Regions from separate parts of the Homo sapiens genome. Here region 2 is linked to region 1. Evidence: read pairs that join two places in POLR2A ChIA-PET (ENCODE). Cell type or tissue: HCT116. All regions are shown on one strand. Links, peaks and the distances in the headings refer to the core of each region. The heading gives the core; the rest is flanking DNA. Region 1 has its middle 36 kb from the start of MIR1538. Region 2 has its middle 5.1 kb from the start of CYB5B.

Region 1 (7,126 bases), core at 1,206-6,205:
TGGGCAAGGCCCTCTGGGTACCCAGGAGATTATAGAGTTTTTTTTTCCTTAATCCCTCCTCTTTCACCTGAAAGAAAGGCTACATATATAATTATATGCCATTTAATGAACTTGGACCTGCTCCACATTATGAATGTGGAAACTGCAAGCATTGGAGTAGGAGGTGACTTGCTTGTGGCACGCAGCACATTGGTCTAACCTCCAGTGTCTCGTTTGCTGGCATGGTACCTGACTCTTGTATTAAGCAAAGCGAAGGGGAAGAATATTTGCTGCCTGTCTCCTGGGTGCCAGGCCCCATTCTGGGTGCTCATATGGCCCTCCTAATTCCTTACAAACTCCCAAGAGGAGGACTGGCGTTCCAGGCCACCACCCTGCCAATCCAGGCGTGCCAGGAGGGCGTATGGAATTGCCAGGTTGTCATTGCACAAGGGGAGGGGTGTACGGCTCAGAATTGAGGGAAATGCTAAGGGTCACTCATAGGCTTGAGCACGAAGCTCACCAGGTGTCCGTGCTCTGTAGGTGGGTTGCAGGGAGAGCCAGGTCCACCCCTCTGTGAAGTTGTTCTTTGATGAGATGATGCGTATTAAGTGAACTATAAACTTTTAAGAGCACATTCCATACCCACTCGAAAACATTAGGAATCATTCCCTTTGGGAAAGTTGGTAGGCTCAAGGCAGTAGAGCGTGCTGCCAGCCTAGAGGGGCCCCTGTTAGTATTTCCTCTCACCACTAGTCTGAATTCTTGTAAGGGAGCCAAAATTAGAAAGAGAAGTTTGTGTTTTATTAATACCTTTAGCCCTTACAGCTTAGGTGTCTTTGGCTCCTTTGAACATAGTGGCAGGAAGACAGGATCACATCGCCGTTCCCAGCAGAAGGTTTTTTCCTGTCAAATCTGAATTCAGATCCCATCTCTGCCACTTATCCACTGAGTGATGTGGGAGGGCAGGCCACTGAACCTCTCCTGCCCTCAGATTTCCCCTCTAGGATGAGGCTAGTGAGTCCAAGTCATGGGGCTATTATAAAGATTAAAAATGAGATGGCCAGGGGCAGTGATGTGTCTGTAATCCCAGCTATTAATACTTGAGAGGCTGAGGTGAGAGGATTGCTTGAGCCCAGGAGTTTCAGGCTACAGTGAGCTATTATGGCACCACTGCACTCCAGTTTGGGCCACAGAGTGAGACCCTATCACTAAAAAAAAAAAAAAAAAAAAAAAAAAGAGAGAGAGGCCGGGCAGGGTGGCTCACGCCTGTAATCCAAGCACTTTGGGAGGCCGAGGCAGGTGGATCACCTGAGGTCAGGAGTTTGAGACCGGCCAACATGGTGAAACCTCGTCTCTACTAAAAATACAAAAAAAAATCAGCTGGGCATGGTGACGGGCGCCTGTTGTCCTAGCTACTCAGGAGGTTGAGGCAGGAGAATCACTTGAACCCAGGAGGCGGAGGTTGCAGTGAGCCGAGATCATGCCGTTGCACTCCAGCCTGGGTGACAGAACAAGACTCCGTCTCAAAAAAAAAAAAAAAAAAAAGAAGAGAAGTAATGGAAATGATATCCTCCAACTGCAAGCAACCCAAATGAATGTCCAAATGTCCTTTAACTCTTCAACTGATATACAGATAAACAAACTGTGGTACATCCAAATAATGGAATACAACTCGCCAATAACGAGAAACAGACTATTAACATGCACGACATATGCAACAACAACAGAGATGAATCTCACATGCACTCTGCCAAGTGAGAAAAGCAAGACACAAAAGAGTGCATATTTTTGTGGAATGATGTATGATTCCATCTATGAGACATTCTAGAAAACATAAAGCTAGAAGCACAGAGAACATACCAATGGTTGCTAGGGGTTGGGGGTGGCAATAGAGGAGACTGCAAAGGGGCATCAAAGAATTTGGTGGTGGGGGTGGGAGAAGTCTTTTTTATCTTTTTTTCTTTTTTTTTGAGATGGCGTCTCACTCTGTTGCCCAGGCTGGAGTGCGGTGGTATGATCTTGGCTGACTGCAACCTCCACCTCCTGGGTTCAAGCAATTCTCCTGCCTCAGCCTCTCAAATAGCTGGAATTACAGGCATGCGCCACCATGCCCGGCTAATTTTTGTATTTTTAGTAGAGATGGGGTTTCACCACATTGGTCAGGCTGGTCTCGAATTCCTGGCCTCATGTGACCCACCCACCTCGGCCTCCCAAAGTGCTGGGATTACAGGCGTGAGCCACTGCGCCGGGCCCTTTTGCATCTTGATCATAGTAGTGGCTGTGAGACTGTATACATTTGTGACAACTTGCAGAACTGCCCACTAAAAAGGATACATTTTACTGCATGTACATTATGCATTATTAAACCTGACATTAAAAACGCAAAAGCTGAAAAAAAAACTGGGGCCTAGTTAGTGGCCCCAGAAAGAAAATACCTATAGATTCCTTTTTTTTTTTTTTTTTTTTTTTTTTTTTTTTTGAGACAGAGTTTTGCTCTTCTTGCCCATGCTGGAGTGCAGCAGTGCAATCTCGGCTCACAGCAACCTCTGCCTCCCGGGTTCAAGCAATTCTCCTGTCTCACCCTCCCAAGTAGTTGGGATTACAGGCATGCGCCACCACGCCTGGCTAATTTTGTGTTTTTAGTAGAGACGGGGTTTCTCCATGTTGGTCAGGCTGGTCTCCAACTCCCGACCTCAGGTGATCTGCCCGCCTTGGCCTCCCAAAGTGCTGGGATTACAGATGTGAGCCACTGTGCCCGGCTAGATTCCTTTAAATTCAAGTGTTTATTGCAATGTGTTCTTCCCTGTAGCATTTTTACTTTTGTAAAAAGAGCCTGAAACTTTTGTATAAAAAGAAGGGTGGCTGTGTGTGCATGTGTGCATTTATTGTATATGCATAAAGAAACTCTGGAAAGATACACAAGAAACTAATAACATCAGAGACTGTGGGAGTGGGATAAGAATTAGGGAGAAGGAGGACTTGGTAAGGGAAAGAGAAAGAAAATTGTGTGTGTGTGTGTGTGTGTGTAATGTATATAATTTTTGAACCATGTGAACAGATTACCTATAAAAACATTAAATTACCAAAAAATCAAAAGGTTGAAAAGAAAGGGAAATGCTTAATCCCTAGGTGTGACTCTCCACTGGAGGAATCTGTAGGGGGTGGGATTCTTGTGGCAGCTACATCACATGAGCGTCTGCTTCCTGGGCCTTGGCCCCACCCACCTGGTTTAGTAAACTGGAAGCAAGACTGCGTTCCCGAGCAGATGGCCCAGGGTGGCTCCTGGTCCGGTTCAACAGAGAGTAGCTCTAAGCACACGCCCTTTCTTCCCCAGACATCTCCCCAGTGTGTATTCCAGTGGTAGACATTCCTTTTAGTCTTTCACCCCACAATTGGAATAAGACTTCACATTGCAGGTTTTCACCGAAGGAGTAATGATGGGCCTAAATTCATACTTCGTTGTAAATGTCTGATATCAGATTCTTAGACTCTTTCCCAGAGACCTGTTTTGTAAGAGAGCGATCAGACCTTATGAAGGTCTCAGGCTCCTGAAATCTAGGGCAATGGAGGCTTGGAAGACACAAGTTAATTACTTCCCAGTCTTGGCCGGGCGCGATGGCTCACGCCTGTAATCCCAGCACTTTAGGAGGCCGAGGCGGGTGGATCACGAGGTCAGGAGATGAAGACCATCCTGGCTAACACGTGAAACCCCGTCTGTACTAAACATACAAAAAAATTAGCCGGGCGTGGTGGCGGGCGCCTGTAGTCCCAGCTACTCGGGAGGCTGAGGCAGGAGAATGGCGTGAACCCAGGAAGCAGAGCTTGCAGTGAGCCGAGATCGCGCCACTGCACTCCAGCCTGGGCGACAGAGCAAGACTCCGTCTCAAAAAAAAAAAAAATATATTACTTCCCAGTCCTGTTTGTGGCAGACCTAGATGAAAGTTCTAGGAAACACATGCTTTGGAATCAGCCTGAACTTGAATCTCAGGACCCAGTCTGTTCCTACCTGTGAGCCCTTGGCCAAGTATTTCTCCTCTCTCTGTCTCGTTTTCTCATCTGTGAAATGGGAATGCTAATAACACCTTTGCCGGATGAGTTGACATGAGAGTAAGAGGCGAGCTTGTGGGTGACCGCAGGCAGTGCCATGAATGACCCACTTTAGGTGCTGAGCACCCAGGAGCCCTTCTTAGTGCGATTTGCCTGGGCTGCCTTGAGACCACACATGTGATGCGGGGGTGGGGGGGAAAGGGTAACAGAGAGGAGCAGTGACATGGAACAATCCCAAGAATGAAAGCAGGGCGGCGGGGCTGACTCACCGGATGACTCACTTCCTTGCCCAGGGATGTTCTGAGCATCCACGGAGCTGCTTCTCATAGTTCTCATACCCTTGGTTCCTTCTCTGTGGGGAAGGCAGGAGGAAGATGCCCCTCCTCGCCCAGAGCAGGGATCAGAATGTGGGACCTTCTCCGTCATACCCAGAACCATGGAGACTAGCTGGCACCCCATTTTTTAATTCACAAAATAACAGTCCCCATAAGATGTAATCTTTTTAAGGAAGAATAGTTTTTGCCCCAGGAGTACAGGAGAGATTCTAGACTCCTTTTGCCCTTTTCCAAATTATCACAGGGAGATCTGGACCCCGTAGAATATTTGAAAGTGCAGAAAAATGCAAAGAAGCAGAAAAAATCACCTATAATCCTATCGTTTAAACTTTATCACAGTGATGAGTTTGGTATTTTTCCATTCTATTTTTTTTCTCTGTATTTTTTCATTATATAGTCAAGTTTCTGCAGTCTATATCAGCACTATTCAAAGGAAATATGCAAACCACAGGTGTGAACCATATATGTAATTTAAAATGCTTCAGAAGCCTCATTAAAGAAAAATAAAAACAGGTGAAATTGTGTGTGTGTGTATGTGTGTGTGTGTGTATATATATATATATATATATATATATTTTTTTTTTTTTTTTTTTTTTTTTTTTTTTTTTTTGAGATGGAGTCTCACCCAGGCTGTAGTGTAGTGGCATGATCTTGACTCACTGCAACCTCTGGGTTCAAGCGATTCTTCTGCCTTAACTTCCTGAGTAGCTGGGATGACAGGTGCCTGCCACCATACCTGGCTGAATTTTTATATTTTTAGTAGAGACGGGGTTTCGCCATGTTGGTCAGGCTTGTCTCAAACTCCTGACCTCAGGTGATCCGCCCGCCCTGGTCTCCCACAGTGCTGGGATTACACGCATGAGCCACTGCACAATATATTATATTCAACCAAATATTTCAACAATATCATTTTATCATATAATCAATATAAACATTTAGCAATTTTTATGATTATTAAATTAAAAATGAGATATTTTACATGCTTGCACATCTGAATTCAGAGTTAGCCACATTCAAGTGTTCAGTAGGCACGTGGGGCTGGTGACTACCATGTTGAACAGTGCAAGCCTGTGCAACCCCTTTTTTTTTTTTTTTGAGGCAAGGTCTTACTCTGTCACCCAGGCTGGAGTGCAGTGATATGATTATGGCTCACTGCAGCCTTGACCTTCTAGGCTCAAGTGATCCTCCAGCTTCAGCCTCCCAAGTAGCTGGACTACAGATGTATGCTGCCATACTTGGCTAATTTCTTTTTCATTTTTTTAGAGGTGGGGTCTCACTGTGTTGTCCAGGCTGGTCTCGAACTCTGGCCTCAAGCAATCCTCCTTCCCAAAGTTCTGGGATTACAGGCATGAGCCTTGTCTGGCAAGTTCATGCAATTTCTAACTTGCTTTTGTTTTTGCTTAAATTACATCCTAAGTATTTCTCATATCATAAAATCTCTTTTGAAAAAGATAACTTTTATGAATTTCAATAACATGTATTTATTATCTAATACCAAAGGTAATATATTGGTTCGTGTTTTGGTTTGGTTTTTGTTTCTGGCCATTCAAGAACAATTTATGTTAGCTGTTTGATATAATTACTTCCCGACTATTTTCTCAGCAGACATTCACATTGAACAAAAATTGGATGCATACAATATGTACTGCTTTATAACCACCCTTTTCATTTATTGATATGTTATAAACATACAATGTCAGAGTTACACATGAGCCTGTATCCAGAGCCAAGCAGCCCAAACAACTGTTCTCTTCTCAGCAGTGGGAGGGGTAGCATTTGCATCCCCACTTCTCAAAAGTGGGAACTGAGGCTTAGAAAAGTAAAATGATTTTCATGATTATGAAGTTGAGATTCAACCCAGGTCTTTTGATTTTATCTCCAGAGCCTTTCATTTTTAACATATGGTCTCCTTCTGGAAGGAGGCATGGAAGGGATCCAAGATATGCCAAAGAAGCAATTTACAAATTAACGTTTGGAGTAGCATTCTCAGTAAATTGGGACTGTCTCCACCCATAGTTTTGCCTAACAAGCTTCCCGATCACCCAGGTAAATCCTTTTCCCTCCTGCACTCACGTCTCTGCAAGGCTGCCATCTCCTTGTGGGACACTCCCTCCCCATTCCCACCATGAAACGTAACTCTGTAACTTCCAAGAAAGAATCCTGATGGTCTAAGTCAGAGTTTATCCATCTCAGCGCTATTGATATTTGAGCCACATAATTCTTTGTTTTAGGAGGTGTTCTGTACTTTGTCGGATGTTTACTATCCTGACCTCTACCACTAGGTGCCCGAAGCACTCCTCCCCCGCCCCCCAGAAGTGACATTCAAAAATGTCTGCAGACATTGCCAAATGTCCCCTGCGGGGAACATCACCCCACTTGGAGAACCACCCCTCTAAGTATTATCAGATGGAGAAAATCTTTCCTAACTCAGTCATTTGATGCTACCCACAGACTAGATAGAGCAATTACTTCTTTGTTTTTCTTTTTTTCTGAGACAGAGTCTCACTTTGTTGTCCAGGCTGGAGTGCAATGGTGTGACCTCAGCTCACTGCAACCTCCACCTCCCGGGCTCAAGCGATTCCCCTGCCTCAGCCCCTCGAGTAGCTGGGATTACAGGCATGTGCCACCACGCCCAGCTATTTTTTTGTATTTTTGGTAGAGATGGGGTTTCATCATGTTGTCCAGGCTGGTCTTGAACTCCTGACCTCAAGTGATCGCCTGCCTCTGCCTCCCAAAGTGCTGGGATTACAGGTGTGAGCCATTGT
Region 2 (7,126 bases), core at 736-5,735, 110 kb before region 1:
CAATTTTAAAGTCTTTTTACATCCATTTACTCATTGGCTCTGCACCTGACAGGGGTTGCAGCCTTTCAATATTTTTAAATCACTCTCCCTCCTCCCCTTCATGACTTTTCTGCAACACTGAATCCAGACTTCTAACACTATATCTAGGTTTCGTTTGTGATTTTAACAGCTTTATTGAGATATAACTCACATACCATACAATTTACCATTTATCTTGTAAAACTGAATTTTTTTTAGTATAGTCACAGGGTTGTGCAATCATTATTACAATCTAATTTTATTTTATTATTTTTGATACATAATAATTATGCAAATTTATGAGATTCAATTTAATTTTAGAACATATTTATCTTTCCCAAAAGAAAACTCTTACCCATTAGCAGTCACTCCCCATTTCCCCCCAACTCTTTCAGTCCTAGGCAACCACTAAATCTACTTTCTTTTTCTGGAGATGTGCCCCTTTTAGAAATTTCCTATAAATAAAATCATATAGAATGTGATCTTTTGTGACTGGCTTCTTTCACTTAGCATGATGTTTTCACCATGTTTTAGCATGCTATTTTTGTTGCTGAATACTATTCCATTTTAAGGATACAACCATATTTTATTTATCCATGCATTAATTGATGGACATTTAGATTGTTTCCACTTTTTGGCTATTACAAATAATGCTACTATGAATATTTGTGGGCCAGTTTTTTTCTTTCTTTTTGAGTTGGAGTTTTGCTCTGTCACCCAGGCTGGCCAACATGGTGAGGTCAGGAGTTTGAGACCATCCTGGCCAACATGGTGAAATGCCATCTCTACTAAAAATACGAAAATTAGGTGGGTGTGGTGGAGTGTGCCTATAATCCCAGCTACTTGGAGGCTGGGGCGGGAGAATTGTTTGAACCTGGGGGGCCAAGGTTGCAGTGAGCTGAGATTGCGCCACTGCACTCAGCCTTAGCGACAGAGACTCTGTCTCAAAAAAATATATATAATAATAAATTAAAATAATAAAAGAATAAAATGATATTGAGCCTGTAATCCCAGCACTTTGGGAGGCCAAGGCAGGCAGGTCACTTGAGGCAAGGAGTTAGAGATCAGCCTGGCCAACATGGTGAAATCCCGTCTCTACTAAAATTACAAAAATTAGCCGGGCATGGTGGCCTGTGTCTGTAATCCCTGCTACTTGGGAGGCTGAGGCAGGAGAATCACTTGAACCTGGGAGGTGGAGGTTGCAGTGAGCCAAGATCGTGCCACTGCACTCCAACCTGGGTGACAGGGCGAGACTCTGTCTCGGTAAATAAATAAATAAATAAATAAAGATATTGAATGAACTTGAAGAAAAATTTTAAGCGAATAAAGCAACAAATAAAACAATTAAGTTTATCTATAATAAGCTATGCTTTGTATAAAAAGGGAAGGGCTGTGGAAGGGATAAATAAAAGTGAATTGTATTTATTACCTATTAAAAATAAGCTAGCAAACACTGGAAGGAAGAACAGCGACTGTTCTGAAGCCAGGAAAAGCAACCCAGGGTGGAAAGCATTCTTGCCAATGGCTGTTTTGCATCAGCCTATAGTTTCTTTCACTCCTAGAAGCTGGGCTGGGCTGGTGGGGGTTGGACCTCACTGGATAAGACTGACAGGATGGTCTTGGATGAAACTCCAGAAGAGGCCACCTAACGGGCCGGGAAGATCTGGCTGACTTGGGGGTGGGATCTACTCCAGAATGCTGACAACCAAACACCCCTGAGGCTGTCCCCTGGAGGATATAGGTTCCTAACTTTGCAAGGACTTCCTGAAGCTTCCCAAACACTGGATGACTCAAGCCTGGCCTTGGGAAGGGAAAGAGTGTTGGAGTGTGACAGCTTTAGAAGTTTGTCTTCCCTCTGGCAGGAGCAAAGAGTAGGTTGCCAGGGAACATAATATCTTGAGAAGGGCAAGAACAGATTGGAGGGCCACCTCATTGTATTTCATTCCTGGAAGAGGAAAAGGGAACATTCCTTCCCGCTGCCGCCTCAAAAGGGTATGAGAACACAGGGCATGCCCGATGGCTGCAAAAACTGGGACAGCATCCTCGCTTCTTGCTCTGTTCTCAAGGAGCATGCACAGTGTTTGCCTTGACCATTTCCTGTTTATACAAAAGCAATAAAATGAGCTTGCAAGGTAAATAACAACCCTGGTGGAGCAGTGTCTCACACGCTAAGGTACTGTTATCTGAGGTAAATTACAGAATTCACACTGATTGTCATCCAGCCTGGGGAGAGAATTTTCTAACTTGTAAAAACAGCAATAGTAAAATGTTCATGTTAAACTTGTTTTATATGGTAAGTGCCATCTTCCTTGTAAATTTCCTCAAGAACTGGGTTTCATTTTTCAGCATCTAGAAATAATAACCCCCAAAATAGCTAGCATTTACTGGGGACTCTCTGTGATAGGCAGTGTGCTAAGAATTTTGTTTAATTCTCATGTCACCACAATGCTTTACTGTAGCTACCCAGTAAATATTTGTCAAAGAGCTTGAAAAAACTATCAAAGACCTTCAAGAACAGAAAATTACAGACCAATATTCTTCATGAATATAAATGCAAAGATCCTTTTAAAATATTAGCAAATTGAATTCAATAAACAAGATTAGCATCATAACCAAAGTGGGATTTATCTCAGGAATGCAAAGATTGTTAAGTTTTTTTTTTTTTTTTTTTTTTTTGAGATGAAGTCTTGCTCTGTCGCCCAGTCTGGAGCACAGTGGTGCAATCTCGGCTCACTGCAACCTCCGCCTCTCGGGTTCAAGCGATTCTCATGCCTCAGCCTCCCAAGTAGCTGGGACTACAGGTGCGTGCCACCATGCCTGGCTAATTTTTTGTATTTTTAGTAGAGACGGGGTTTCACCGTGTTAGTCAGGATGGTCTCAATCTCCTGACCTCATGATCTGCCCGCCTCGGCCTCCCAAAGTGCTGGGATTACAGGTATGAGCCACCACGCCCGGCCAGATGGTTAAGTTTTTGAAAACCATTCAGTGTAATTCACCATATTAACGGAATAAAGGAGGAAAATAATATGATCATTCTGATAGATGTATAAAACATATTCAACAGGCCAGGCACAGTGGCTTATGCCTGTAATCCTAGCACTTTGGGAGGCTGAGGTGGGTGTATCACATGAGCTCAGGAGTTTGAGACCAGCCTGGGCGACACGGCAAAACCCTGTCTCTACAAAAAATACAAAAATTAGCCGGGTGTGATGGTGGGAGCCTGTGGTCTCAGCTACTTGGGAGGTTGAGGTGGAAGGATTGCTTGCAAGCCCGGGAGGTTGAGACTGCAGTGAGCTGTGATCGTGCCACTGCACTTCAGCCTGGGCCACAGAGCAAAACCCTGTCTCAACAACAACAACAACAACCAAAAAAAAAAAAAAAAAAAAAGAAAAGAAAAGAAAAGAAAAAATATTCAACAGGATTCAACACCCTTTCTTAATAAAAACAAAATAAAAATAAAACAAACTCAGGAAACTAGATCCTCAAGATCCTCAAGCTGATAAAAGACATCTACTGAAAAATTATATTAAATTGTGAAAGACTGAATGCTTTCCTCCTAAGATTAGGAACAAGACAGGGATGCTAACTTCACCATTTCTATTCAACACTGTACTGAAAGTCCTAGCCAGTGCAACAAGGCAAGGAAAAAAGAGGCATACAGATTGGGAAGAAAGGTGGAAGCAAAGCTGTCTCTATTAGCAGACGACATATTTATTACATAGATAATTCTAAGAAATCCATAAAATAATTACAGGAACTATAAGTGAATTTGGCAAGGTATAAGATAGTAAGTCAATGTACAAAATCAATTATATTTATCTAGACTGGCAGCAAACAATTGGAAAATGAAATAATTTCATTTATAGGGGCATTAAAAAACGAAACATTTAGAAATAAATTTAATAAAAGATGCTAAAGATGTCTACATTGAAAACTACAAATTAAACTGAAGTAAATGGTTCATGAAATGTAAGGTTTTTAAGGTGTCTTTTTTCTGTAAATTCATCTATAAGCACTTTTGTAAAATTAAGAAGCTGATTTTTTTTTTTTTCTTCTAGAAACAGGGTCTCACTCTGCCACCCGGGCTGCAGTGCAGTGGCACAATCATAGCTCACTGTAGCCTCCAACTCCTGGGTTCAAGCAATCCTCCTGCCTCAGCCTCCCAGGCAGCTGAGACTATAGGTGCCCACCACCATGCCCAGCTAATTTTTACATTTTTTTAAAGAGATGAGGTCTTGCAGGCCAGGCACAGTGGCTCACGCTTGTAATCTCAGCATTTTGGAAGGCCGAGGTAGGCGGATCTCCTGAGGTCAGGAGTCCAAGACCAGCCTGGCCAACATGGTGAAACCCTGTCTCTACTAAAAATACAAAGAAATTAGCTGGGCATGGTCGTGGGCACCTGTAATCCCAGCTACTCAGGAGGCTGAGTCAGGAGAATTGCTTGAACCCGGGAGGCGGAGGTTGTACTGAGCCTAGATCATGCCACTGCACTCCAGCCTGGGTGACAGAGTGAGACTCGTCTCAAAAAAAAAGAGATGAGGTCTTGCTATGTTGTCGAGGTTGGTCTTGAACTCCTGAGCTCAAGCAATCCTTGTGCCTCAGCCTCCAAAGTGCTGGGATTACAGGAATGAGCCACAGTGCCCAGCAAAAAATAATAACTTTTTTTGTAATAATTTTAGATTTACAGAAAAGTTGCAAAAATAATACAATGAGTTTCTGTATACTCACTCAATTTTCCATAAAGATAGCATTTTACATTACCATAATATGTTTGTCAAAAGTAAGAAATCAACACTGGCACCTTACTGTTTTATTTGGATTTCACTAATTCTTCCCCAGTGCCCTTTTTCTGTTCTAGGATCCAGTCCAGGATACTATACTGCGTTTAATTGTCATGTCTCCTTAGTTTACTTGAGTCTGTGACAATTTCTCAATCTTTCCTTTTTTTTTTTTTTTTTTTATGAGCTTGTCAGTTTTGAGGAGTACTGGTCAGGCATTATGTAGAATGTCCCTCAGTTTGGGTTTACCTGATGTTTTTCCCATGCTTGGACTATGGTTATGGATTTTGTGGAAGAATGCCACAGTGGCAACATGCCCTTTTCATCACATCACACCGGGGGTACATGCTGTCAACATGATTTATTATGGAGATGTTTTAATTTGATCACTTGGTCAACAAGCTGATTTTAAATTGTGTGTGGGGCCGGGCATGGTGGCTCATGCCTGTAATCCCAGCACTTTGGGAGGCCGAGGTGGGCGGATCACCTGAGGTCCGGAGTTTGAGACCAGCCTGGCCAACATGGTGAAACCCCCTCTCTACTAAAAATATGAAAATTAGCCAAGTGTGGTGGTGGGGGCCTGTAATCCCAGCTACTCTGAACCCGGGAGGTGTAGGTTGCAGTGAGCTGAGATTGTGCCATTGCACTCCATCCAGTCTGGGTGATGAGAGTGAAAAAAAAAAATGTATGTGGAAATACAAAGGATCTAGAATAGCAAAAATAATTTTCAAAAGTTAAGAGCAAAGCTATAAGACTTATATTACCTGATTTAGTGCCTTACAATAATCAAGACTGTGGAATTGGCACAAGGATAAACAAATAAGTCATCGGAACAGAGTAGAAATTTCAGAAGGAGAACCACACTTATATGATCAATCAATTTTCGACAGATACAGGAAAACAATTCAAGGGGGAATTGTGTTTTCATCAAATGGTGCAGGAACAAGTGGGTATCCACATGGAAAAAAAGAGGCTAAGAAACCTGCCCAAGGTCACCAAGTTTGTGAGTGGCAGGGACAGGTATTCCAAGCCAGACTTTCTGGCTAACATGTGCTATCAATTGTAAATATAAATTTATAACCAAAACATTTAGGTCACAATAATTTTTCAGTGTAAAATTCAATTTGAGGCTATACTATTTAAAAATGTCAATGTCATGAAAGCAAAAGCAAAGTTAAGGAAATGTTCTAGATTAAAGGGGACTCAAGAGACTTAGCTAAGTGCAATACATGATCCTGAACTGGATCCTGGGTCATACAGGCACACTAAAATTTCACAAAGGACATGAATGCAATAATGGAAAATAATATGGAGAGTATGTTAGATAATAATTTTGTGTGAATGTTAAATTCTCTGAATTTGAAATTCATACTGCAGTTACGTGACAATATGTTCTTATTTTTAGAAGATACATGTAGAATTATTTGGCTGTAAAGGGTGGTGATATCTGAAATAGTTCAGCATTATTAACAACAATGATCAAAATAATATGGAAAAAATCAAATATTGAAAAATATTAACAGTTGGTAAACCTAAGCTAAAAGTATATGGTCATTCATTGTATTATTCTTGTAACTTACTTATTTGAAATTCTAAAAACATTTTCAAATATAATGTTACAGGTATATATCACTTAAGTGCTAGAATTTGTAATTTTTTTATTTTTTATTTTTATTTATTTATTTTTATTTTTTTGAAACAGGGTTTCGCTCTGTCATCCAGGCTGGAGCACAGTGGTGCGATCATACATCACTGCAGCCTCGACTTCCCAGGCTCAAGCCATCCCCAGATCTCAGCCTCTCAAATATCTGGGATTACAGTTGTGTGCCACCATGCGTAGATAATTTTTGTATTTTTTGAAGAGACAAGAGCCTCACTATGTTGCCCAGCCTGGTCTTGAACTCCTGGGCTCAAGTGATCTGTCCACCTCGGCCTCCCAAAGTGCTGGAATTACGGGGCTTGAGCCACCACATTCAGCCTGTAAATGTTTTTATTTCTTTCAGAGATTTTGTTTCTTATGTTATCTCTCTACTCCCAATGCCTATCATAAGACTTGTAACAGTAAATAGTAAATGTCTGGAATAAATGTAAATATTTGAATCTAGAGTTTGTGGAGGATCCTAAGAATCTTGTGAGATTGCTCTCATAGTGTCAGTCTAACTAGGGAGGTAAAATACGTAAAGTTAAAATTTACAGACGTAGCAGGCTTCCCAAAATAGTAATATGCTTTCTTAGGTACTACAAAGGGATGGAAGCACTGGAGCTCAAAACGGTAGGAGAAGTTTGAAAATAGAAGAAACTGAAGAGGAACTTGAAAAGCCGGTAGGCAT

What was found. ChIA-PET counts read pairs that join two places held together with the same protein. Peaks named below come from ENCODE experiments on the same cell type or tissue, not always from the same donor. Only the 100,000 strongest peaks of a DNase experiment are listed, where the experiment ranks them.
Region 2: POLR2A ChIA-PET joins it to region 1 with 6 read pairs; 8 of 35 experiments call an interaction of 5 or more read pairs at or near these places.

Annotation. Positions count from the first base shown.
Region 1 is chr16:69,526,551-69,533,676 of GRCh38, forward strand. No RefSeq gene overlaps it. Among named protein-coding and RNA genes, the nearest start is that of MIR1538, 36 kb to the right of the region's middle. RefSeq lists enhancers at 3,076-3,370, 3,358-4,557, 3,827-4,536, 4,116-4,410. In HCT116, for the core only: no CTCF peak of the experiment used is centred there; DNase peaks (open chromatin) are centred at 3,201 and 4,261; H3K4me3 peaks cover 2,274 bases; H3K27ac peaks cover 4,235 bases.
Region 2 is chr16:69,415,977-69,423,102 of GRCh38, forward strand. No RefSeq gene overlaps it. Among named protein-coding and RNA genes, the nearest start is that of CYB5B, 5.1 kb to the right of the region's middle. In HCT116, for the core only: no CTCF peak of the experiment used is centred there; no DNase peak of the experiment used is centred there; H3K27ac peaks cover 4,855 bases.